Regions from separate parts of the Mus musculus genome. Here all the other regions are linked to region 2. Evidence: chromatin loops called from intact Hi-C (ENCODE). Cell type or tissue: gastrocnemius. All regions are shown on one strand.

Region 1 (4,000 bases), 170 kb before region 2:
TGATAACAGCGGAATCCCCTGTCTACCTCTCTCCTTGGTCCTGGAATAGTGCTACCGATCACTAAGTAGCCCTAAGACATAATAAACCTTCAACTGCTCAGTAGTTTTTCTTATGAAAGTCAAGTAAAAGGACGTAAGCAAAAAAAAATTATTTTTTTTTTGCGTGAAGGATTCCAAAAATAAAATTCTCTGGGGACTGAGAAGAAAAAAAAAAAAAAAACGAAAATGCCAGCTGATATAATGGAGAAAAATTCCTCCTCCCCGGTGGCTGCTACCCCAGCCAGTGTCAACACGACACCGGACAAACCAAAGACGGCCTCTGAGCACAGAAAGGTAAGACAGTACCTGCGTCTAGAAATTAAGTGGGTTGTGCACAGCGGGACTCCTTTTACTTTTCTCTTAAAACCTCGGGGTGAAATGGCAGATCCCGTGGGAACTCAGGACCTCTTTTCTCCCCCTTTGCAGTCATCAAAGCCTATCATGGAGAAGAGGCGAAGGGCAAGAATAAATGAAAGTCTAAGCCAACTGAAAACACTGATTTTGGATGCACTTAAGAAAGATGTAAGTGAGCAATGCTTTTTTTTATTTTTAATTACGAATGGAATGGCATTTCCCAGGCACAAAGAACTAAGCTCTTAGCCTGCTGCATGTGGATCTTACCCCGCCAGCACTACGTTCCCACTGGCGGGAGAGAGGCCGCCGGGCCCTGGGATGTGGGACATGCGGGCGGGGACCTTCAGAACTCGGAGGCAGCTGACAAGGAGGACTGACTTTCATCCCTTGTTTTTTCTGCGCAGAGCTCCCGGCATTCCAAGCTAGAGAAGGCAGACATTCTGGAAATGACTGTGAAGCACCTCCGGAACCTGCAGCGGGCGCAGATGACCGGTAAGGACCGCGCGTGCGTCCCCTCTCTGCGGGTGTCCCTCTCGGCCCGCGGTGATTTCTTCCAGACTTCCGCCCGCGGTTGTGAGAGGCATTCAGCTACATTTTACTGCCTTGGCTCACTCCGCGTTCCCACGGTCTGGGTCTTATTTATAGCCACAGCTCCCAAGTTGTTACTGCTCCGGAAATGGAGGGAGAGGCTGTAGCCGAGAAGGGTGGTGGGCAGCTTGGCTGTGGTAGAAGCCGGTGAGGGCGAAAGGACGTAAGACTGAGGAAGTTTGGGGCTGGATAGAAGGTAGGGGTCAGTGGTTTAGCACCGGTCCAACCCCTGCCGCAGGAGGGGAAGTGGGGTTTGGAAGGCGCCTTGGGTGGCATTGTCCAAGGTCAGGTCGCGCGCGGGACTAGGGGTGGCAGATCTGGAGCTGAGATCGGTTTAGATGGAGGGAGTGTCCTGGCTTATGTCCCCAACCTAGGGAGAAGGAGCTGGCTGTTCTTAGCCTACCCAACCCTCCCAACCCCAGGTGGTTCCGGAGGCGCGCTGCGGGGACCTCCCAGGGCGGGAGGCTGTATGGCTCCGGGGCCAGGGCTTTTCGGTGACCCATCTTTTCTCCTTCTGGCCTGCAGCCGCGCTCAGCACAGACCCGAGCGTGTTGGGGAAATACCGCGCCGGCTTCAGCGAGTGCATGAACGAGGTGACCCGCTTCCTGTCCACGTGTGAGGGCGTTAACACCGAGGTGCGCACTCGGCTGCTGGGCCACCTGGCCAACTGCATGACCCAGATCAACGCCATGACCTACCCCGGGCAGGCGCACCCCGCCTTGCAGGCGCCGCCGCCGCCGCCCCCGTCAGGACCTGCCGGTCCCCAGCACGCGCCATTCGCGCCGCCGCCGCCGCCGCTTGTGCCCATCCCCGGGGGCGCGGCGCCCCCTCCCGGCAGCGCACCCTGCAAGTTGGGCAGCCAGGCTGGAGAGGCTGCCAAGGTTTTTGGCGGCTTCCAAGTGGTGCCGGCTCCTGACGGCCAATTTGCCTTTCTCATCCCCAACGGGGCCTTCGCTCACAGCGGCCCGGTCATCCCGGTCTACACCAGCAACAGTGGGACCTCGGTGGGTCCTAACGCAGTGTCACCTTCCAGTGGCTCCTCGCTCACTTCGGACTCCATGTGGAGACCGTGGCGGAACTGAGAGCCTCAGGCCACTGCTACCCGTAAAGTCCCTAGCCCACCTCTCTCTTCTGACGGACACTAAAAACGAACTTGGATTTTAGGAGAGACTTTTATAATTTGGTGGTTATTTTGTTGCTTTTTTTAATTCTAAAAAGTTACTTTTTGTAGAGAGCTGTATTAAGTGACTGACCATGCACTGCATTTGTATATATTTTATATGTTCATATTGGATTGCGCCTTTGTATTATAAAAGTTGAGATGACATTTCGTTTTTTACACGAGATTTCTTTTTTTATGTGATGCCAAAGATGTTTGAAAATGCTCTTAAAATATCTTCCTTTGGGGAAGTTTATTTGAGAAAATATAATAAAAGAGTGAAGGCTTTTATGTCTTAGAACTGATTATTTCAAAATTTGTAAAAAAAAAAAAGTGGTGGGGCTTGAAATTCATGTAGTTTGGCAATTCAGAAATAGGATGTATTTTTTAAAGTTTTAAACAGGAACCATCAAACCTTTCAGCAACACTCAATGATCTAAGAAGACCTAATTTATGAGAATTCATTTGATGGGGCTTTCCTGATAAACAGTCCTTATTTTTTTACCTTCCAAAGGGCGGCTCCCAACTCACTCCCTGTAGTAGCCACTGGCCTCCTAAAGTAAAAGCGCGCTCAAGCCACATTGCAGCCCTCCAGCATTGGGACCTTCATTTGTCTGTCCTTACTCAGGCGTAGCTAGGCATCCCCTGGCACCCGTATCACAAAGTTTGAAATGCCTCTCTTCACCCTCTTCAAGCAAGCTGAAAAGGTCAACAGATTCTCTCTGCCAGGGTACAACTAGTTAGACTCCCAAGTGGAGCCCGGGCCAGATGATTAACAGCAGACATATGTTTCTGATAAGTTTCTGCGCTTGACTTTAATGGAGAAAGCATGTGGGGGTTGCGCTGGCAGGCACACGGGCCGTTTTTCCCCTTTTAATACAAACAGCAAGCGACCCCTTCGCATGGTCATGCCCCATTTCCAGGCAAGATGTGGGCTCCAGATAGAAGCAAAAGGGTTGTCTCGGGTTTCAGCTCACACAACCCTCCTTAACAAGTCCTAACTCAAAGCGGACAGCTTTAAACTGTGCCAGGATCTGCAGGGAATTTCTTCCAAATCCCATCACAAAGGCTTGTCAGATTTTCTCAGATTTGGCCAGGTGTTTGACTGCATCCAGGTGTTGGGGAAATGAAAACCACGAGCCCTGCGAGACCAGACACATCAGCCGCGCTGTGGGTCTGGCCGGCGCGCCCTTCCTCCCCCACAGCCGGCCAGTCCTCCGCCCAGCCCCCGCTCCTCCCGCCCGCCTCTCAACCCCCTACCCCCTTTCCCTTACAGCGGCGGCTTCTGGGAGGAGAAGGATGAGGCGGGAGAGATCAATCTTTGAAGCTTTCCTAACAAAGATAAAGCCAACGATTTTCTGTCTTGTTTCAAAAGCCTTACCTCTCCCCCGCCTGGCTGTAGCCTTTCCCACAGGCCAGCGCCGAGTGCGGCTCTATCACAGGAATGATCTAGCAGACAGCAGCCGGTTCTTTCCAGGACCTTCAGCTTCGACCCCCGGAGAGAGAGGTTTAAAAGATTGTTTTGTTTTGTTTTGTTTAATTGGCTCCTATTTGCCTTATTTTCTGCCCAAGAAAGGTATTCAACGCATACTTTGTCATTCCATTTTTTCCTGGTTTTCCTTTTTGTTTATACATAAACATAGTAACAATTACTCCATTAAGACACATCCCAAATTTAGATATTAAAGTCCTCTGTTTCCACCAAGAATTCCTAGCTTCTGTAGTAGAAATAATCAAGACATCAGGAACTCAATTTTATAAAAGTAATTCCTTTTACATCTATGGAGGAGGGGGCTACAAGGGAAATTAATTTCTTCATGCATCTTTATTAATGTCACCAAAAGTGTCACGCAGCAGCTT
Region 2 (4,000 bases):
GAGTTACTCCTCATGAGCTGATTACCATGTCACCCCGAGAGGTACCACTGAGACCCCAGAGTCCAGCTTCCATCCAGATATCACCTCTGAAGTCACACCTAGGCACATACTTCCTGGGCTGGGAGGGGAAAGCGCTTTGCAAGGACACAAATCAAGGTGAGAAGCAAGGATTGCCAAGTGTCACCTTTAAAGGACTCTGGAGGTGTAGGCCCCTGGGCTCTCTTCTTAGGGTTCTCAGGAACAGGTTGGAACAGGCTCAGGAACCAGATTCAATAGCTAAGGGCTTTTATCTCTTTGAAGTCTTGGTTCAAATGTCACTTTTACAGTAAGAGACCTTCAAACTGCTACATTTAACATTACAAAAAGCCAGGTATGATAGTATACACCTGTAAGCCCTGTACTAAAGAGACTGAGGCAGGAGGATCCAGAGACTGCGTCTCGAAAAATTAATATATGCATACATAGATATAAATACATACATCCATTTATAACCAACATACTTCCTTCTTAGCCCCATACCTAGTGTTCTTTATTTTTGAAATTACTTTTACTTTCAACTCTGCCATGCAATTAACATATTTTCCATACTAGTTATTGATCATCGTTGTTCCCCCAACCCCAACAGAGACAGGCCATGAGGGAAGGGAGGACCTGCCTTGGCCACCTCCAAATTGCATGAGCCTGAAGCAGGCTCAACTACTTGTTTCAAACAACTGCCTGAACGAGGTACTGAAGGTATTGCAGGTGACCAGAGACCCACATTGCCAGAAACCCTGGTCCAGGAAGTGTGGTGAGCTTTGGGACTAGCCAGACGAAACCTGCGCACTCAGAGCCGGTTCCTCCTCCCTCAGCAGCTGCAGGCAAAGACCCGCAGGCGTGGCTGAGGACGACCACTTAGATTTGAGGCTTCCTGTCAGACTTGCATGCCGCAGGCTAAGCATTCTTCCCCCCAAATCCCAGAGAGTAGGTCCCATGGACTCTTGTCACCTCTACCTGTAGGGACTTAGAATGTGGGAAATGTGATTGAAAAGAACCATGACTTTCTGGTGGGGTTTCTGGTATAGATGAATAAGATTACAGGGTTTCCTTTCTCTGGGAAAGAAGAGGAGGAGGAGGAGGAGGAGGAGGAGGAGGAGGAGGAGGAGGAGGAGGAGGAGGAGGAGGAGGAGGAGGAGGAGGAGAGAAACAACAACAACAACTTGGGAGCAGAAAGACACAACTGAAAATGTCCATGCAAAGTCTCAACAAGACATGGCAACACAAACAAAAAGGGAAGGAGCAGGGTCCAAGCATCCATCCATCCATCCATATGGAAGAACAATAGTGAAGACAACCTGGTTCACCGTCCAGTGCCTGCATCCAAGCTCCAGCTGTGCTGCTAATTGTCCCATGACCTTGAGCTAGCCCCTCTCCTGCTCTTCTCTCAGTTACCAGCATACCTCCCCCACACACACACTCTCACAGAGCTCCGTCCACCCGAGCTATTCTTTTAGAGCTCTGGTTTCCACCTAGGCTTTGGCCAGACATATGGCCAAGCCAGCAGGAGGGGGGGGGGAACGGACGGGGACGGACACTTGTCCCAACTGGTGGCTGCCCAAATTTTCCTGTCTATCCTCTAGCCCCACCTGAGAGCCCCATTCAGGGCCCCATTAGAGGGAGCAGGACTCGTTCTGACACAGCATATCTATACTTCCCCCATCAAGTCCCCCAGCCCTCCCCCTTATGTCTGATGAGTGATTCCCCTCTGAACCCGTAGGCCTGTTTTCTGCCCACAGCCCAGGCCCAGTCTCTGACACCCTGGGCTCTGTGATGATATTGCTCATTTGGATTCTAGGAGGGACGGCTGCTCTTCAAATTAAACTAGTTCCCTCTGGACCCCTGCCACCACTGCCTCGCTGCTAGGAAGTGTCCACTGGCCCTAGGGAGAGCTTTGAACAATTCTGTAGAAACGTGGAACCTGCCAGGAATCAGCTATGTGGCTCGAGGGGGTCCCTTCTAACCTCTTTGGCCTCAGTTTCCCCTGGACTGGAGTGGCTCCTGCCAACTGCCTGGGAATAAGGACCTGAATCTAGGTAGGTAGCAGAGGCTTCAAAGAAGGAAACCAAGCCCTGGAAATGAGAGCTGGGGTCAGGAAAGAAGCACACAGTCTCTCCAATTGCCCTTCCTCTTCTGTCCCCTCAGAAGTAGGCTCTGAAGAAGCTGGCAGGGCAAGGCAGCCATCAGACCAGGGATGGGCAAGCTTCTTTTACTCACATGGCTTGTCTCCAGATGAGGCCTCGCACCAGGGAAGGCAGAATATCAAACAGATGGGAAAGTGGGTGGGATGAAATATGAAGTGGATTATTTATGATAAAGGTCACTGCCTGTGGGGAAAGCCCCCCTGGGCGGGGGTGATGTATCCAGCTAGCTAAGAAGCTAAACAAGGGACTCTCCTTTCCAGAATAAAGCCTCATCCTTAAAAATAGAACACCCCCCCCCACACACACACACACACAGAGCCATTAAAACTCAGAAGCAACTCTCTGCTCCCTACCCCCATAGACGTCGAAAGTCCCTTACAAACGGCCCTGCTTTATGTGTCACAAAGTCAGAGGCAAACCCTGTGTATGAAAACGTTTATTATGAAGACCCACAGAGCTCAACTAAGGGCAGAAAGAAGAGAGAAAGAAACCATGAGAGAGAATGACAGGAGCTGGATTCTGGAGCTGATCAGCAGGTCCCTTGGCTTGGGGAACTTGCCGGGATCCTCGGAAAGAGACAAGGAACCCAGTGAGGTGACGTTGGGACAGGCAGAGAGTGTCAGGGAGCAGCCGCAGGGGTGAACCCGAGTCCCGAAGGAGGCAGAGAACAAAGTGGAGTAAAGGAACCTGTGCCGAGTGGTTGCAGGCGTTCCCCCAACACCAGCACATCTAACGTCAGGCGCGACTAGGCAGCCGCCAGCATTAATTAGGTACAGATGCAGGCACAGGGCAAGCCTCGGCCAGGAGCCGCTCCCGGAGGCGCGCCCCCCAGGCGCAGCCGCCACCTCCGCAGCCCGGACCAGCAGCCGCCCGGAGCGCGGAGTTTTCCCCGTGGCGCCACAGCGCCCCCTCATGGTAGTCTCAGGCAGAGCGGCTTCAGAGAACGGCAGACTCTCAGCCTGGAAGCCAGTACCTTCAGTACATCTCATACTCATTCGGAGTGTTTAAAAATCCTGATGCCTCCACGTTGGCATCCCGTGTTTATTAAATTTGAATATGAGAGCTTGACTTAGGCACCAGGGCTTCAAAAACTCTCTGCAGGAATTTCCAGTCCTTAGTCAAGTTCAGAATCAGCTGTCCTAAAGCGGTAGTTTTGAACTTGATGGGTATTGAAACAACCTCGGAGACAGCGTAAGGACAGATTGCTGGTCGATACCCCAGAGTTTCTGATCCCATGGATCTGTGGTTGGGTCTTGTGAGTCAGCTTTTCATTTCCCAGGGTATAAACAGGACTGGCAGGGATTGAGCACTGACTGGGAGATCGCTAGAAATTCAGGCTTAAAGGCCACCTTCCACCGGCTTAATCACAATCTGTTTGGCACACACGAACGAATCCTCTGATATCAAGGCTGAGAAGTGTTATTTTAAGCACTCTTTGGTCAGATTTCACACAGCAGATTTCTCACCCTCCCCAAGAGTGCTGAATCAGAGGGCAGGATAGGATGTCCCACATCCAATTATCTTGCATCCCGGATGGGAGAAACTGAGACCCAGAGGATGAAAGGATGCCCCAGAACCTGGGTTCCGGGGTGACCTATCATCCCCTGTGGGCTTTGATCTGTCTCCTCCACAAGTCAGGCAGCCAACTGTCAAGAGATACTACTGCCTGGTCTCTGCTCTGTGTCATAGGAGGGGCCGAAGAAGCAAGCAGAGAAAGAGGAAAATGGCAGCAGAGGTTGGGAGGACCTGTCAGCTTCTGACCCTCAGTGCTGAGACTCTCGGCAATCACCTGCTCGTAATTATCTGTCTGAATTCTCAGG
Region 3 (4,000 bases), 600 kb before region 2:
GTCAGGAAGCTTGTTAACAGAAGTCAAGACTCTTGGACACACATTGGTGTTGATAGCTGGAGCATGGGAAGGACAGGATACACCTGGAACTCTTTAGAGTAAGAAATAAGGATGTATTTGACATGTGATGTGTCGTTATCACACAACACAGGCACTGTTTGACACTGCAACTGGGCAGACCTCAGGTAACTGAGACAGTGACATAGTGTAGCTTATTGAACGAAACACAAATCCTCTAATTAGGAATTATATGGGGAGAAGGATGAAATTAGTGGTAAAGAATAGAATGTTTATCTTACTACGCATAATATTCTCAACAGAAAAGACCTATTATTAAGATTGTTTTAAAAGAAAATACCTGTTATTTTAAAAGGTAACTACATCATGGAAAAATCTGAGCAGTCACCACCTGATTCATGTGGTCGTCACAGTCCTGTGCCACCTTATGGATTGGCATTTTTACTAAAGATATAGGACTTTAGATGTGGCTGTATATCAGAAAAACCACAGGTAAATATTGCCTACAGAATAGCTGACCTGAGGGCATCGGGTACATCAAAGACAAGACAAGACTGAAACAGTAGTCCAGATTGAACACAACCAGTCAGGAATGCAGTCTGTGTCCCTGGGAAGCACTGTATCTGTGTATCTGTGTTGGTTTCAAAGGCATGACTATTCAGTTGTGACTTATTTAAGGAAATACAGGTTGCTTCCAGCTGTACACATCAACATTTAGATATGATGAAGCCTAATCACGGTAACTGTTTCTAGAGAGATGATGGTTTTGTAGTGTTGTTACAGCTTTTCTGTAGCCAGGTGGTTTTTGTTTTATGATGAAACAGGAAAAGAAAAAAGTTTATGTTTCTAGCTAATACAAGATCAGTGTCATGTGGAAACACAGAAAATGGGATTCACGGACATCCTCTGTGACAGAGCACCTCATGGTGACACTTGAGCTCATCCTCCTGCTGCGGTTCTAGCTACAGTTCCCTCCCGCAGCGTATAAACAGCCTGGGTGACTTTCATGAGAATCTTGATTCTGTAATCAGAGCAAGCTCAACAGATTCTAGGGTCTAAGTGGAGAACCAGCTGTGAAGGTGGCTATTTGGATTGCATGTGAATTTTTTTAAGATTTATGTATTTCATGTGTGTTAGTGTGCATGCCAGAAGAGAGCATTGGATCCTATTATAGATGATTGTGAGCCACCATGTGGTTGCTGGCATTGGAACTCAGGACCTCTGGAAGAGCATTCAGTACTCTTAACCACTGAACCAACAACTCTCCAGCTCCTACCTATGAAATTTTTAGTAGTGTGCCTATCAAAATAAAGTTCTATTAAAATTACTTTCTTGCCCTAGTCGGCCATCATTAGGAAGAGCCCCTTGGTCTTGCAAACTTTATATGCCCCAGTACAGGGGAACACCAGGGCCAAGAAGTGGGAGTGGGTGGATAGGGCAGCAGGGTGGGAAGAGGGTATAGGGGGCTTTGGGGATAGCATTTGAAATGTGAATGAAGAAAATACCTAATAATAAACTGGAAAAAGAATAAAAATGTAAAAAAAATTACTTTCTTCCAGGTGGCAAAAGTTGTCCTTTCTATAATGTTTGATTTTATTATTGTCACCATATTAAAAAAGAGTGCTAACATTCTGAGATCTGTTCTGTTTTCCCCACTTTGGAAATGTTAATCCCTGTGCACTAGTAACACTGGTCAAGTTTCCTTAGTACGTGGTGAGATGCTTTTCTTAACTTGTGTCCACTGAGAGACCCAAGTTATATTTTGTTGTTGTTTTGGAAATATGCTGGCTGTCCTGTAGCTCAGAGATCCACCTACCTCTACCTTCAGAGTGCTAAGATTAAAGGTGTGTGCCACCACCGCCTGGCTTCGAGCTATACTTTTATTTCTTGTATATGCATACTCATTGATAGCCAGGAGTTAAAGGGATGGTTGCAATCATTTATTTAGACAGCTTGTTCTGAGAAAGGATTCTTTTCCTGCTTATAATACAGGCTTCTAGCTCTGTGCAAAATATGAAGTTGTTCATGGTGTGAGCTGATATTTGTGTACTTGTCTAGAGCATGGAGACTGCCTTCCATACGTTCTCCTTAGGGTCCCCCCTGTGGAGTAACGATAGTTATTTTTGTCAGAATAAAAAACGGAGACTTAGAAACACATAGTATCTGATGATTTTTTTTTAATTTATTAGAGGACAAAACTCAAGGCATTGGAAAGTATAACTGTATACATGTAATTACCCTTTGTGTTGGGATGTGTACATAGTGCTATGTCAGAGAGACTGTCCCCGGTATCAGCAGTGATCTTCTCATCCTTAGTCCTTCCCGCCAGAGCAGGAGCTTTGGAACTGAGGCTTTCAGTCTGAAAACACCCAAAGAAACACCATACGCATGCTGAAGTCATGCATATGAAGTCAATAGATGAACTGAAGGAAGCCTGTCTTTATTTGACCGGTAAACTTTCTCCAGACTGCCAGGTCCCACTCTAATCAGAGGTGCCCAAAACCTGGATGTTTCTCCCCTTGCTGGTCTCAAGCTCTCTGTGTATCTAAGACCTTGAACTTCGTGCTCAACTTGCTCCCACCTACTAAGTGCTTGGAACAAGGGTTCCAGGCCCAATCCATCAGGGCTTTGCCTATGCTCAGCAAACTCTCCCAGCTGAACCACAGCCCCAGGCCCCAAAGTAAAGAGCTCTTCAGTGTGTTGTGTTCATACCTGAGTCCTAACGTCCAGCAATTAAATACACCAACCCTTTCCCTTTTAACTGGCTGTCATTCTAACTTTTGGGGTTTTGTTGAGCAGGATTAAGAGTGTTGAAATGTTCTCTACCAAGTTTCTGTATATTTCTTCATATTTACAAATATGAACATAAAATATATGAAATATAAAAACAATAAACTCTAGCTGTCATTGTGCAGACTTATTGTGATGGTGTAGTTGTATAGTGTTTGTGTTAAAAGCAGTGAAATCAAAGTGGCTGTTAATTTGGAATTTTGCAATATCCCCTTTCCCCACCCCCAGTTAATCTGCTCTGCTGACTGCCTCTACCCTACACGAGGTGGCAACAGCTGGCCTTTTTACCAGAGCTCAGAGGGATTAAAGAGCAGGAGAGCAGCAGCGTGCGAAGCCTCTTGCCTCTGTTGACTGTTCTTTATTGTTTGATGCCTGAGCATCTCCCAGACAGCAAGCAATTGTTGCTGGAAACTTAGAGTTTGTTTCTCTTGAGCACATACAATGCTGTTCAGGCTCCTCTTTGTGTTTCTTCACGTTCCCAGCCTCCTCTTATCCGCCATCCTGTGCTTTCTCGTGATAATTAGAAAAGAAGCAAAGATACAACCTTTGTATCTTTGGCTGTGTGACACTCACTTGTGACTATAAAACTTGGCTATAGAGACTACAGATATGAAGGGGTTTTTTCCTCTGAATTACCAGATATTCAGCCACAGAAGTCATGCTTACTATGAGAACTCTGCTCACCATGGTTAATATTATTGAATGTCAGAAAACAGATGCATTTGTTTATTTTAAAATGACGATGACACACGGGAAGCAACAGATGAGTACTTCATTTGCAAGGCCACGATTAGAAACCTAGCAAAGCCTCCTATGTCTACAAAGATGCTTTCAGTGACCCAAACACCGTCCTAGTTTATAGGATAGTTGTAAGAATTTCTTCATGCCACTTTAAATCTAAATTTAAAAGCAGGTAGGACATAGCTAACAGAAACATAGTTAGCTGGAGTGTTTTTATTTTACTGTGTTCAGAGAGGAAGAATGTCATGTGAGTCTGAGATTTAATTTCTGTTGACTACTTTGTATTTCTCCTCTTCTCTGGCACCTGCTACTGTCACAGATGAGATCAGTGGACCTGGAGCATGGGGACTGAAACCACCCCACAACACTTTCCTATTCTCAATGTGGAGCCTAAAGTGCATGAAAATTCCCTGTGATTCTTGCCACTCACCACCTCCCCACCCCAGCATAT
Region 4 (4,000 bases), 590 kb before region 2:
AGCAATGTCATTGTCAATAATCCATGAATTGGATTTGTAGTGGAAATTTTTGTTTGTTTTATTTTCAGGCAGGGTCTTACTGTGTAGCTTTGACTGGCTTGGATCTCAGTTTAGAGCAGGTTGGACTTAAAGTCAAAGAAACCTGCCTGCCTCTGTCTCCTAACCCTGAGAGATAGGATTAAAGGTATATGTAACCCCAACCAATGTACTGTATTACTTTAAAGCAGTGCTTCTCGCCCACCCTGATGTCGGGACCTTTAATGTGGTTCTTCATGTTGCAGTAACTCCCAATCGTAAATTTAATTTTGTTGCTACTTCATAACTGTAATTTTGCTAATGTTATGAATTATAATGTAAATATTTTTGAAGATAGAGGTTTGGCACAGGGGTTGCAGTCCACAGGCTGAGAACCACTGCTGTGAAAAAAGTTCTATTTGTGTGCTAGTGTGGAATCCAAGATACATACTTAAAACTACAATTTTTTTCTCTTCTAATAATGCTTATCATTTCCTTGGTGAGCATTATTAGGATGAAATAATAAAGTTAAAGGTGAGGTGAAAGCTTTCCAAAATTTTCTTTAAAGATTATTTTATTTTGTATGCATATATGTAAATGCCTCATGTATGTATTCATGCCTCATGGCTGAGGAGACCAAAGTGGGCCCTGGATCCCTGCACCTGGCAATATAGACCACTGTAAACTGCCACGAGGAGCGAGGAACTAAACCCCGGCCCTCTGGAAGGGCAGCCTGTGCTCTTAACCTCAAAGCTGCCTCTTCTTCAGCCCCACTTTTTCAGTGTTTAGGTTTCTGTGTACTCTCTCCAATTCTAAGGTGATAAAAATAAAACCTAGTGGAGGGAATGCAAATCTAATCACAATATGTAATCTGCTGGCTTATGAAAGTATATAGAAAATAAAATCAAGCAAGGCATAAACATTGTAAAAAGGAGAACTTCATGCGTTATAGACCCACTGTAAATACCCTACGCCAAGGGTGTGGTTATAGACCCACTATCGATACCCTACGCCAAGTATATGGGAAATGCACTTCTTTTTCTCTTTTGGTTGTTTGAGACAGGCTCTCACTCATCTTTGGCTAGCCTGGAACTGACTGTGAAGACCCAGGCTAGCCTCTGCCTCCAAGGCCTGGGCCACCATGCTCACTGTGAAGTACATTTCTTAGGGGTAGATAAAGACATAGGTTAAAGCCAAAGGAATTTTGTTATTTTACTATTACATGTTTCTAAACTTTCCCTCCCAATAAGTTCAGTACAAATTCCCTTAAATTTTTCATCATTTAAGCCAGCCATCAGTGCTGCACGCACACCTTTGATCCCAGCACTTAGAAGGCAGAGTCAGGAAAATCTCTGGATTCAAGGCCAGCCTGGTCACAGAGCGAGTTCCCGGATTGCCTGGGCTACATAGAGAAACCCTGTCTCGAAAGAAAAATCATCACCTTCCTTATTCTATTCACGAGAATGATGAAATCTGTACACGATTACTCAATTTTAAAAGTACATTGTTTTTCCAAATAACATGTTCATGGTGGTAGCACTAGGAGACACGGCTTAGGCCTACATAACGGCTGGCCGTGGCGTCAGTCTCCGCTGTTTGCAGTTTCACATTAGGGAGATTTTTCTTTCTTCCTCTGTTCCCATCCATGTATAAAACAGTCCATCTTATCTATTCCTTACACATCTCTCTGCTCTGTTCCCGTTTTTATACTTTAAATTGTACAAGGGGGCTTAAGTAAGTAAAGTGAATTCCTATCCCCTTTCTGAGACAGAATTAAGGTTGCTTTGCTTTGTTTTTAATCTTTTATCTCCTCCGTTTTGCACAACTTCTTACTCTGAGCCGTGTATACAGCTCTCTCTGTCTTTAAACAAATTCTAGCGAGTATACTACCAGGAATTCGGTTCTCAGTTTTTTAAGTATTTTATTATTATGGGGGTGGTGTGGGGGGAACATGTTAAAAACTGCCCCAACCAGAAACTATACCATTCCCCTTGCAGCTCAGTAGGCTGTTGAGTGTGGCGGGCGGGGCAGTGTCTTGAGAGCTCTGGGCTGTCTTCTCCTACCCGTGTGCTCTGAGTTCACTGTCAGTGCACTTGCATCCAGCTTCTCAGCTAGCAGGGTGGGCTGCAGTTCACTTCTGTTGCTTTGTACAGACTTGGTTCTAAAATACTCATTCAGAGAACAAGCGACATTAATAAAACTAGAACTTCCTGAAAGGTTACTCTATAGAGTCCCTGGGACCCGGAGGCCATGTTGTAGCATGTTGGGTAGTAACAGTCACTCTCCTTGAGAGTCGAGCCACCTGTTGAGGACCAGGCCTTGCTGTGTGTGCTTGTGCCTTCATAGTGTCGTCCTTCTCCAGAGATGCCCGGACTGTTTCCCTTAGATGCAGTGGATGATCCTTCCATGGGGTTCTAGCCACCTTTTAATCGTGAAAAATGGATGCGTGCAGCCCTGCTTCCCAGAATCCACTTGATTCTTCTGAATATTTTATTCTCATCACTACTGAAATTTTTTCCAATGGACTACTAAAACTGAAGAGAGAATAATTATATAGGAATAGAATATATTCTATTCAGAAATAGATGCTATTTCCATGTGACTGCACCATTCGTTCGTTTGGACTCATCTGTCCCTCAGGCCTGTGTAGTTGACAGAGGTCTCTTAGAGCTGCATGAGGCCTGAGAGGAGGCATTCCCTATTGTCATAGTTAGAAGTTGATGTTCGCTGACGTTAAACCAGTTAGCCAGGTACACGAAGGCTTGTGGCAGAGCGGAGCTAGCTCTGTCAGCACCGGTGCCTTTTAGAGTTGCTTGATGATTCTGTTCACCTGGGTCTTTGGTTTGATTGTGAGTGACCATAGGCACAACTCTTGCGATTTGGCTTCTTGCTTTGTATTGTTAATAAGTGTTTCAGAACTTGTTTTCTTAGTGAAATCAAGTATCGAGAATCTAGAGTTTATATGCACATATGCTCCCTTCATATATACATATACACACACCAACACCTGTTATTTTTTTTTAATAAATCACTTCTTTAAAAAAAAGAATCTAGAAGCCAGAGAGCTAGCACAGTGGTGAAAAGCATGGACTCCTCTTAGGAAGGCTCCAGCACCCATGTCACACAGCTGAGGAAAAGAAAGTGTGATTAAAATTAAAAAGGATGACTTCTAATTTAAATAATATGTAACATCAGTTCTGGACTCCCTGTATTTTGGGACCTCCTGCTCCTACTGCACAAGTGCAGGTCGGGCACTTCTAATCCAAAAGGCTGTAACATCTGAAACTTGAGTACTCACATGATACTCTCTGACTCTCAGGTTTTCGGGCATTTTAGATTTTATATTTTCAGATTCTTGGTGTTCAGCTAGAAAAGCAGAAATGTATATTTCTGATCCCAAACATTTCTGAGAGGAGAAAGACAAGTTGTATTAGTAACTAGACCTCCTTGTGTGTGGTGTGCTTCCCCTAATAGAGCATCTGTCTAGGAACTATGACTTGTATTTCATTTTTTATTTCATCTCAACTTGAGCTTAACTAGAGCTTTCAATTCCTAAATCGGAATTACATTCTCTGAGCTTATATTTTTTCTCCTTTTAAAGTTACATTAATGAACTGTTTGAGCCTCTTTCTTGTGATTCATTTATCTGCTATAACTTCTTTTTAAGGCTTCAGCACTAAAGGTCTTTTGACAAACCAATATTTATAACAGTTTGACGGCTGGGTGAGGAGCAGCATTTGTCTTTGTAACAGCTTGAAGACAGACCCTCTCCAGGACCCAGTCATGCAGTTACAATCTTGGCCTCCTTTCTTGTGCTGGGAACATGCATCCTGCAGCACCTCCCATGTGTTTCCTTGTCCCATTGACTATCCATTCACTTCCCATCTGTTTTGCAGTCTTAAAGGAACAGAAGGGGCCCTCTTCTTATAAATCTGTCTTTGCAAGTGATAAATGATGCCCTATCTCTTTAAGGGCTGCCTGGGTG
Region 5 (4,000 bases), 230 kb before region 2:
ATCGAGCCCTCTGCCATGGGAGGACACAGAGAAAGTAGCTGCTGTGGCGACAATTCTGGAATTTCAGATTCTTTAAATAACACAGAAATGTTATGAGAAAGTGTTCTTGTTTTAATCCCAGTGTGGGGCTGTGGGGCTGCTTCAGATTGTCTGCAGCAGCTGACGTGATTTCCTCGTGCCCTAACAGAGGCACAGTTTTGCCAGCTGCAGACAATTTCTGCAGTTGTGTGACCTCTGGAATTCTGGGAACTTTTCAGAGGGTATGTAAATGCTAGAGCCACAATAGGCAGGGTGGGTGGGGTTTTGGATGCAGTTTTCTCATACTCAGAGAAGAAACAAAAGGAAAGAATTAGATTCAAGGATCTCTGTCTCCCCTTTATCCTTTCCTTCTTATCTAGTGATAGGTAGTGAAAAGGGGGTGGAGGAATAAAGGATGGGAAAAAGAAGAATCCACAAAAAGCGAAGACTATCTACAAACTGCCTATAAGCCAAGGAAGAGGGACTTCAGGGGAATTGAGTCACCTGTGCCTTATTCTTTGACTTCAACATCCAGAACTGGGCGTCAGTCAATGTCTGCCGCCAGTCTATGGTATTTTAGCAATTGTATATGGATTAATGACAGGGATCTCTCACTGACCTTATCATTATGGGAACTTCATAGAGTGCACTTATACAAAGTAAGATGGGTAAGGTGTCACTAGATGACATACTCTTTTGAGAACCACTGCCATGATGCATCCTGTCGTTAACTGGAGTTTCATTATTCAAAGCTTATAGCGCACCAAATACCACCGAATGCATTCTTTTCCCCCTTTTTTTCTTTTCTTCTTCCTCCTCCCTCTCTTCTTCATTAGATTCCCCAATAGAAAGCAGAGGCTGGCCTCAAACTTGTGATCTTCTTGCTTCCTACGTGCTGGGATCATAGGCCTGTGGCACCACACCCTACTCAGATTTATGTTCTGCAGGTGAGGGGAGAGATTTGAGATGGCAAGATTAGCCTGACCGAGGTCACATGTCTGGGCAATGAGGTTCTGAACCTGTGATAAATGGTATTGACAAGTGTTCATGTGGGGGTGCACTCAATCTGCAGAGTGGCTGTCACATGCAGAATTCAGTGTTGTTCATGGGGGGGGGGGGGTACATAGAAGGGTAGCCCGTCTTTGAATAAGAAGTTGCAGGAGAGAGAAAGACTAGTTAGGCAGGCCATGACCGGTACAGAGCGGGGACAGAAATCAAGTGCATGGGGACTTCAGGAGAGGCAGCTGTTGAACTGGATTAGGTTAGCCTGGGAAGAACCACAGAAGTGAGACCTCATCGCCCACTGTGAAGAACAGGCAGGGAGAAAAAACAGAAACAGATCATGCTGGAGGAGAGCTGGGTACAGCAGAGACCCCACCCAGGTCCCGAGCCTCCTACGGGGGTGGCATACACACACACACACACACACACACCTCGACCCCTCAGAAAGCAGCAGAGGCTGATGCTAGGTGAAGACCCTGGATCCCTGGACCCCGAGGTTTGCCCCCACCCCCATCTGATTTCGTCCCAACTGCCCTGGAAGGCAGCGACACCACAAGGAGCCTTGGCTGAAGAGACACTTGGCCACGGAGTGGAGAGCCAGGCTCGGAACAAGGTGCACTGCGCTGTCTCCAGTCTTGCATGGCTGCCACCCAGAATGTGACTTTGCCTACATCTCCCTGCATGGCTAGGCATTGGAAACCTTGTCCCTGGCTGACTTCTGGACCCATGTGACTCTCATCCAATGACTAGAGGGGAGGCTGCCCCCGCGTTGAGGTGCAGGGCTCTTGCCTAGCTCTCCGGGGGAAGGGTCAGGCAGAGTGGAACCTCCTGTTCAGGGCTGGCAAGGTCCAGACTGGAGCTGTCACACAACCCCATGAGGTCAGTCCCCTGCATAGCCCTCAGTTCTCTGGCCCTTTCCCGGAAAGAGGTCACCGCCCAGGAGCTCTCAGAACAGGGGCTCTCTGTGTCTAAGGCCGGCCTGGTGGAGCAGGAGGATGCATAAGGCCAGCGGGGGCAAAAGAAGGGCGTGCTGGGCCACTCGCTGCGGGTGGCGCCGCAGCCCCGGGTCGCCGGCAGGGACCGGCGTGTGGGCGGAGAGGCGGCGCGCGCTCGGAAGTGGCCCCGGGCGGCCTCCCAGGCGGGCGGCTCCTGTTTCCCGGCTCCCGGGCGGGCGGGCGCGGGCCAGCTGCTGGGAGGTGAGCGGAGCAGCGTTTTCCCACAGTCTGGGGCGGTGACACATGGCGCTCACACATTCCACAGCCGGCGGCCGCGCCAGGCCTGGCGGTGAGTCAAGGCAGCGCGGGGAGCTGCCGAGAGCAGGTTCCGACTTTGGCACCCGGCGCGCCGCCTTCCCGCCTTGCCCAGCCCGGCGGGGGCGGAGGGGGGAGGGGGACGCCGGTTAACCCTTGGCTACCTAGGCGTACAGCAGCAGAGGCTCCGATGCTTGTCCATTGAGGGGGGACAGAGGGGTGGGGGATACATCACCACGGCGGATACCTACACACCCTGTGTTCCTTGTGCGTTCTTTGCTTTTTTTAGACCGGGGGGGGGGGGGGGGAGGGGGTATCTGTAATCCAAACTAGTCTGAATTCATTGTGGCTTCAAACTCCTGGTGATGCTCCTAGTTACAAAGCAGAAAACCAGAGAAGTTGCTCGTTAGAGACGGTGCCACTTCTGGCTTTTAGATTCAGACACGAACTGCCAGAAAGACTGGAGGGGTGAGGGGAAGGCTTTTATCGTTACTGTCCCTTCATCTAGAGTCTCGCTTCTGAGTCTGACCACTGTGGCCAGGCCCAGCTCCCGTGTGTTTATTGACTGGATCAAAAGTCTAGGTCGCAGTTCCTTCTGGCAGTCGTTGTACAGATAGAAGCAAACAGCTGGAAGCCTGCGCGGACAAATGCACACCCACATAACCACACACTTTAAAAAAGGCGGGGGACTGTGACTGTGGTGGGTGTTGTCCCCATGGGAAGGCTGAGCACTCCAACCTTGGCTTCCCTTGGGCGTGTGTGAACTCTACATGACTTCTGCAGCTGTTGCTGCGTGCATCCCCACCCCGATCTGCATCTACCTATTCTGAGACCACACAAGCCCGCAGCTTTCATCAGACTTGAAGGTCCCACAGACCAAGGTTCAAAGTTCGCGCTTTTTTTTTTTTTTTTTTTTTGAGTCAGGGTCTTACTAATGTAGCCTAGGTTGACCCTGAAACTTACAGGAGCGTGCCACCACACCCAGCACCTGGTTTATCATTAAAGAGACTTAGGTGAAACCATCTGCCAGAAGTTTGGGACCTGTAAATGTCACCTCGGTGTCTAGATGTAGTTCAGGTTATCCCACACACACAGCCTTTGCTCTCACTACCCCATAGCACTCACTTGTGAGCCCCCCCCCCCCCCCCGCCCCCGGACCTGCCCAATCGCCATTTGCATCTTCCACAGCTCAGATTCTGTAGACCCTGGTAGGACTTTTCGAACTCTTCTTGGTTGGGGAAATAAACCACCCCTGCCCTGTGACTCAGTCAGTTAAGTGCTCAGTTATGCTAGTGTGTCAAAGGACCAACCGAGATGTCCCCTCTGGAGATCCACAGTCAACGGGGTATATGCTAGGTCATTCAGCCAGCATGAAGCACGGCTCCAGAGGAGACACAGCAGACGCTGATGGCGCCAGTGGACACTGAGAGAAGCAGAGGAAGAGGAAGGTTACTCTGAAGTCCCATGATCTCCAGTTGGGGCTCTCAATCAAGCAATTAGAAAGTCTCCTAAGGAGTTAATTCTATCCTAGTGTGATAAAGGATGAATGGACCAGGTAGGGGTCCTGCCTCAGGGCTCTTGGTCTCATTGCCACCATGATTGGTCAGTTTTCACCCATCTGCAATGGTATAGAAGTGCTACCACACAGCCTACTCTGCTCCAGTTTGCCTCATTCCACACAGCTTGATGGTTTCAAGATGTGGCCACATTGCTGCACATTGTCTCAGGAG
Region 6 (4,000 bases), 510 kb before region 2:
ACCCAGAGGGGATTCTGTTGAGTTTAGAACGGGACTATTTCTAGACACTTCCGGGAAAAGGTGCCATTTGAGGAAGGCCTCTACAACAAAAGTAACTATTGGAGCACACAGGTAGAGGAATCAACATTTGAGGTTAGGAAGCAGGAAGTGACAGTTGGATTGGCATCCACTCAGGCATGGGGCTGGTGTGGTTAGAGACAAGGACAAGGCATAGCTTAGCGCGCATGTGAGAAAGCAGTCGATGCAGTCACAAGGAGCTTAAAGCCCCAGAGAGTTGTTCTGGTGAGTTTCTGGGATGAGCTTGCAGAAGGAAGACTGGCTTGCTGCTCCACCTGAGAGGGAGAAGACAAAAGAAGCCTGTCATTTCAGAGAGAAGAAATGGACAGAAGCAGTAGGGAGATTCTGATCCCTGCGTTGCTTCTGAGATGGAGCCCCACTTGAGTCCTCTCTCCACTTTGTGCTGCACCCCCCCTGGGTAGTCACCCTCGGCCGGCATCCAAGCTGGGGGTTTTGGCAATGTTTGCAGGAAGCCTGGGAAAGTTTTCAGTGCCTGTGAGCCCTCAGAGACAGGTGGAGGGCTAGTGTCCTCCCACCACCTTCTAGGAGAGACTTTGCTCCCACAGTAGAGCCCTAGCCTCAGGGTGGTTCCTGGTCTGGGCTGTGAAGCCACATCTTTGGACTAAGGGATGCCTCAGGAAACCAATAAGTTTCTCAAGATTTATGACGCAGGAAATGCTTTTTGGGAGAGAAAAATAGAAAAGGTGAGGTAAAGATGGGGCAGGGCTGGGCTGGGCTGGGCTGGGCTGGGCTGGGCTGGGCTGGGCAGGGCAGGGCAGGGCAGGGCAGGACAGGGCAGAAGCCCCAGTAGCCTCCTGGTGCATGTGCTGGGTTGTACTGGTGGAGGAGACTGGTTACCAGAACTCATGGTGGAAAAAAACTCTTAACAAGGATGTAGACATATTTCCTCTTGTATTTTTTCTTTTTTTAATTAAACTTTTGGTTCCTTCTCTGCAAAACAGAAAAGATGAACTCATCAACTCACAAGATCTTTATCCCCAGGTGCCCTAACTCCTCAGGGAACCTGTTGTTTTCAGGATGGGCTTTGAGTATGTTGCCGGCCTTACTTTCCCCTCGTGAAAACTCCAATTACTGAGATCCATATATCTCATGCCTGGGCTGGATATTAATGATGAGTGGATATCCGGAAACTTCCTTTGGAGGGATACAGCTCAGCTGGATTTTCTTATTTACTGTCTTCACTCTGGAGCGAAGCCACATCATCCCAATGCACGTCCCAGCACACACAGCTCAGCATGTGGTCAGTCCTCATGTATAAATCTACAGACACACAAGTCCCAGTGCTCACGCACACCCACATGAACATGCACATGCACATGCACACACCCTCTATCTCAGTTCTCTTTCTGCTAATCAGTGAATCCTCTCTAGTATGAGAGATCTGACAGACTTAGCCCTGTTTTGGATGAATTCCTGGCCATCTTTGGCGTCCCTTTCTGCCAGTCTCTGCCAGCAGGTGGCGCTCACAGCTCTCAGACAACACAATGGGCACCTAGGTTCTGAACTTCTGGCCTTCCCCCCCCCCCCCCACCTTTGGAATGGCATAATTTGGGAGTCATCTATGGGACGACTGCCAAGGTCTTAAATTTTCTACGTGGGGTTTGGATAATTTTCTCCAGACGGCTTGGAGAACTGGACTGGATGGGAGGAAAAGGGGCAGTGGTGGGGGTGGGGTTGGGCTGAGCCTCAGGGTGGGTCTGGTCAGGGCCAGGACAGCTTCAACTCTGGCAGCCAGAAAGCCCCACATTGAGGGGTGTCTGAGGCGAGGGTGGATCACACCCTGTGTGGGGGGGGAATGCTTTCGCTGGTATGAAGACAAACAAACAAAGCCAAGAGCTCCCAAATCCTGCCTGTCCCTATCACTCATCTGACAAAAATGTTAACCCATGGCAACCTCGGCTGCTGCTCAGCACCATCCCGGATTTTATGATTTGTGAATTATTAGTCGTTCAGATCCTTTTTTAGAAATAACTTTTTATCCTGAAAAATTCTAAGCAGATACAAGAGTATAAAGAATGATATAACAACCCACTTACGGGCTCACCAGCTCAGTAATTATGGTAATCAGTCTACCCCTCAGCCTTCTCTGGAATGTTTTATGGCAAATTCCCGACATCATGTCATCCCATCATCCCACACCAAACCACCTACGACTGTGCCCCCTCCCCACCCCCCGTGTGGTATTAAAGAGACCTTCACACCAGCCAACAAAGACTGTTTTTTCTTTACCATAACCATTGTCTAAAACCCATGGGGACTTTCTTAGTGTCATCCAGCCCCTCTGTTGCACACCGAGCCCTTCTGACATCTTCCACTGTCCCAGTGCAAAAGCGCATTTCACCACCCACATCCACCCCATCCCTGCTTGTCAGTGGCTACCTCCTGAGTGAGCATGGACTAGAAATCAGTTAACATGGAGTCCCCATGGGCCTAGAATACCACCCAAAGAGTCCCATGAAGGACTGTCATGCCCAGAAGACACTTTACTGATCATCCTGATTGTCGTCGCGGGTCTGGAAGTGTGACTTAAAAGACCTGTCCTTTCTCAGAAATAGATAAGAGTCTGATGCAGACAGACTGCATCTGCATGCCTCCTGGCTCGGGAGCTGCAGCCATAGGCAGGGAATGCAAACAATGTGGCCGTGCCAGTCCCAGAGAGGTCTGGGAATGCCTTCCTAATTGAGCTGCAGTCTGCCTGCAAGGGAGACAGGGACAGAGAGCAGTGAGGGCTGGAAGGGCCAAGAGGGAGGATGTCTGACACCTGTCTGAGTGCTTTGAACCCTGGTGAGCTTTGAGACCCCCAGGAGGCACCACCTCTGGTGGCCAGAGGAGAGAGGGGTAGGGATCTGTCCCTAAAGGGGTCAATCCCTGAGATGGTTTCTTCACTGGGGCTCGCGTTTGTTTTCATCCACGGGACCACCTTGAACCAATATACTTGCTGTGACAGGAAATGTGCATAGGAGAAGCTTGGGAAGTTCTGCAGTGTTTGCTGAGTGCTAGACGCCCCCACCCCACCGCAATCATGGGTGGTAAGGAGACTTATGTCTTTAACACGTAGGGCACACACACACATTCTACTTGGGCTTTCCTACTGTGCCTTCTGTGTTCCATAGCTGGTCTCTGGCTCTTCAGGCTCTTCAGGACTCCACAGGAACACATTTGATGCCTTCAGTGCTTTCTGACAAGCCCATCGTGACAGGTTCTGTGATACCCTCTGGTTGGTCCAAGACTGGAATCTATCAGCGTTTTCGATTGCTTTGCCTGAGGAGCATCCCATGCCAGCAGGCACCTGTGCACTTCAGCTTGTACTTGAAGAGGTAACACAAAGTTGTGACCCCTAGATCTGTACCACCCTTGGCTCCTGGGAGGGCTTTGGGTAGCAGGAGATGACCAGGCTGAGATCAAAGAATCAGAACCACCAGCTGTGTTGCTGACCTGCTTTTGAGATGATCCCCTCATGTCACAGCTAATATTCTCCAGCGCCTCGGAACCACTGACCCAGACATTACATTATAGTATTCTGTTTTTTATTACATTTGTAACTAAATTGTATTTATTATGTGTTTATTACAATGAAGGTAGATGAAGGGTATAAAGCAGGAACTTTTTTTCCAACCCCTTACCACCTTGTCCCAATAATGTACTGCTTACGGTACACTATGGAAGTGTGCTTTTCTGGGAACCCAGGGATATGTCTGTGTGTTGCCAGTCCCTCTCTCCTCTTCACAAATGTCAAAGCACTATGTCTTTACACACGCACATGCACACGCACACACACACACACCCATACCTTCAAGTTCATGGCAGGTTTAAATTTACCCCCTTCTTCACCATAAAGCCAAATAGAATAGTCTGAGCTAGAACCCCGTACTGTACACTCAGTATAAATGGAAACTTTGGGACAATTCTTATTAATAGTTAG

Evidence for each region. Hi-C counts contacts between places; a loop is a spot of excess contacts. Peaks named below come from ENCODE experiments on the same cell type or tissue, not always from the same donor. Only the 100,000 strongest peaks of a DNase experiment are listed, where the experiment ranks them.
Region 1: it touches region 2 in a loop (11-fold over the local background); 16 of 42 quality-filtered maps call a loop at or near these places.
Region 3: a loop joins it to region 2, with 6 times the contacts of the local background. A loop is called at or near these places in 19 of 42 quality-filtered maps.
Region 4: a loop joins it to region 2, with 5 times the contacts of the local background. A loop is called at or near these places in 10 of 42 quality-filtered maps.
Region 5: a loop joins it to region 2, with 3 times the contacts of the local background. A loop is called at or near these places in 4 of 42 quality-filtered maps.
Region 6: it touches region 2 in a loop (11-fold over the local background); 25 of 42 quality-filtered maps call a loop at or near these places.

Annotation. Positions count from the first base shown.
Region 1 is chr16:30,065,366-30,069,365 of GRCm38, forward strand. It overlaps Hes1 (hes family bHLH transcription factor 1), which reads left to right. Exons shown (of 4, transcript NM_008235.2): 1 at 1-333; 2 at 466-561; 3 at 798-885; 4 at 1,507-2,431. The coding sequence starts at 226. The coding sequence ends at 2,063. Gm32998 (a long non-coding RNA gene) reads right to left here. Exons shown (of 3, transcript XR_876001.2): 2 at 3,522-4,000; 3 at 2,498-3,282. Among named protein-coding and RNA genes, the nearest start is that of Hes1, 2.0 kb to the left of the region's middle. In gastrocnemius, CTCF peaks have their summits at 908 and 1,816 (motif pointing left); DNase peaks (open chromatin) are centred at 381, 916, 1,814 and 3,471; H3K4me3 peaks cover 3,858 bases; H3K27ac peaks cover 4,000 bases.
Region 2 is chr16:30,233,453-30,237,452 of GRCm38, forward strand. No RefSeq gene overlaps it. Among named protein-coding and RNA genes, the nearest start is that of Gm33330, 18 kb to the right of the region's middle. In gastrocnemius, no CTCF peak of the experiment used is centred here; DNase peaks (open chromatin) are centred at 1,870, 2,320 and 3,069; H3K4me3 peaks cover 769 bases; H3K27ac peaks cover 1,193 bases.
Region 3 is chr16:29,632,878-29,636,877 of GRCm38, forward strand. All of the region lies in intron 27 of Opa1 (OPA1, mitochondrial dynamin like GTPase), which reads left to right. Among named protein-coding and RNA genes, the nearest start is that of Opa1, 56 kb to the left of the region's middle. In gastrocnemius, no CTCF peak of the experiment used is centred here; no DNase peak of the experiment used is centred here.
Region 4 is chr16:29,638,732-29,642,731 of GRCm38, forward strand. All of the region lies in intron 27 of Opa1 (OPA1, mitochondrial dynamin like GTPase), which reads left to right. Among named protein-coding and RNA genes, the nearest start is that of Opa1, 61 kb to the left of the region's middle. In gastrocnemius, no CTCF peak of the experiment used is centred here; DNase peaks (open chromatin) are centred at 2,166 and 3,812.
Region 5 is chr16:30,006,832-30,010,831 of GRCm38, forward strand. It overlaps 4632428C04Rik (RIKEN cDNA 4632428C04 gene), which reads left to right and starts at 1,836. Exons shown (of 3, transcript NR_033631.1): 1 at 1,836-1,899. In gastrocnemius, a CTCF peak has its summit at 2,294; DNase peaks (open chromatin) are centred at 1,763, 2,311 and 2,832; H3K4me3 peaks cover 1,951 bases; H3K27ac peaks cover 3,017 bases.
Region 6 is chr16:29,727,519-29,731,518 of GRCm38, forward strand. No RefSeq gene overlaps it. Among named protein-coding and RNA genes, the nearest start is that of Gm46567, 84 kb to the right of the region's middle. In gastrocnemius, a CTCF peak has its summit at 1,506 (motif pointing right); DNase peaks (open chromatin) are centred at 519, 1,530 and 1,799.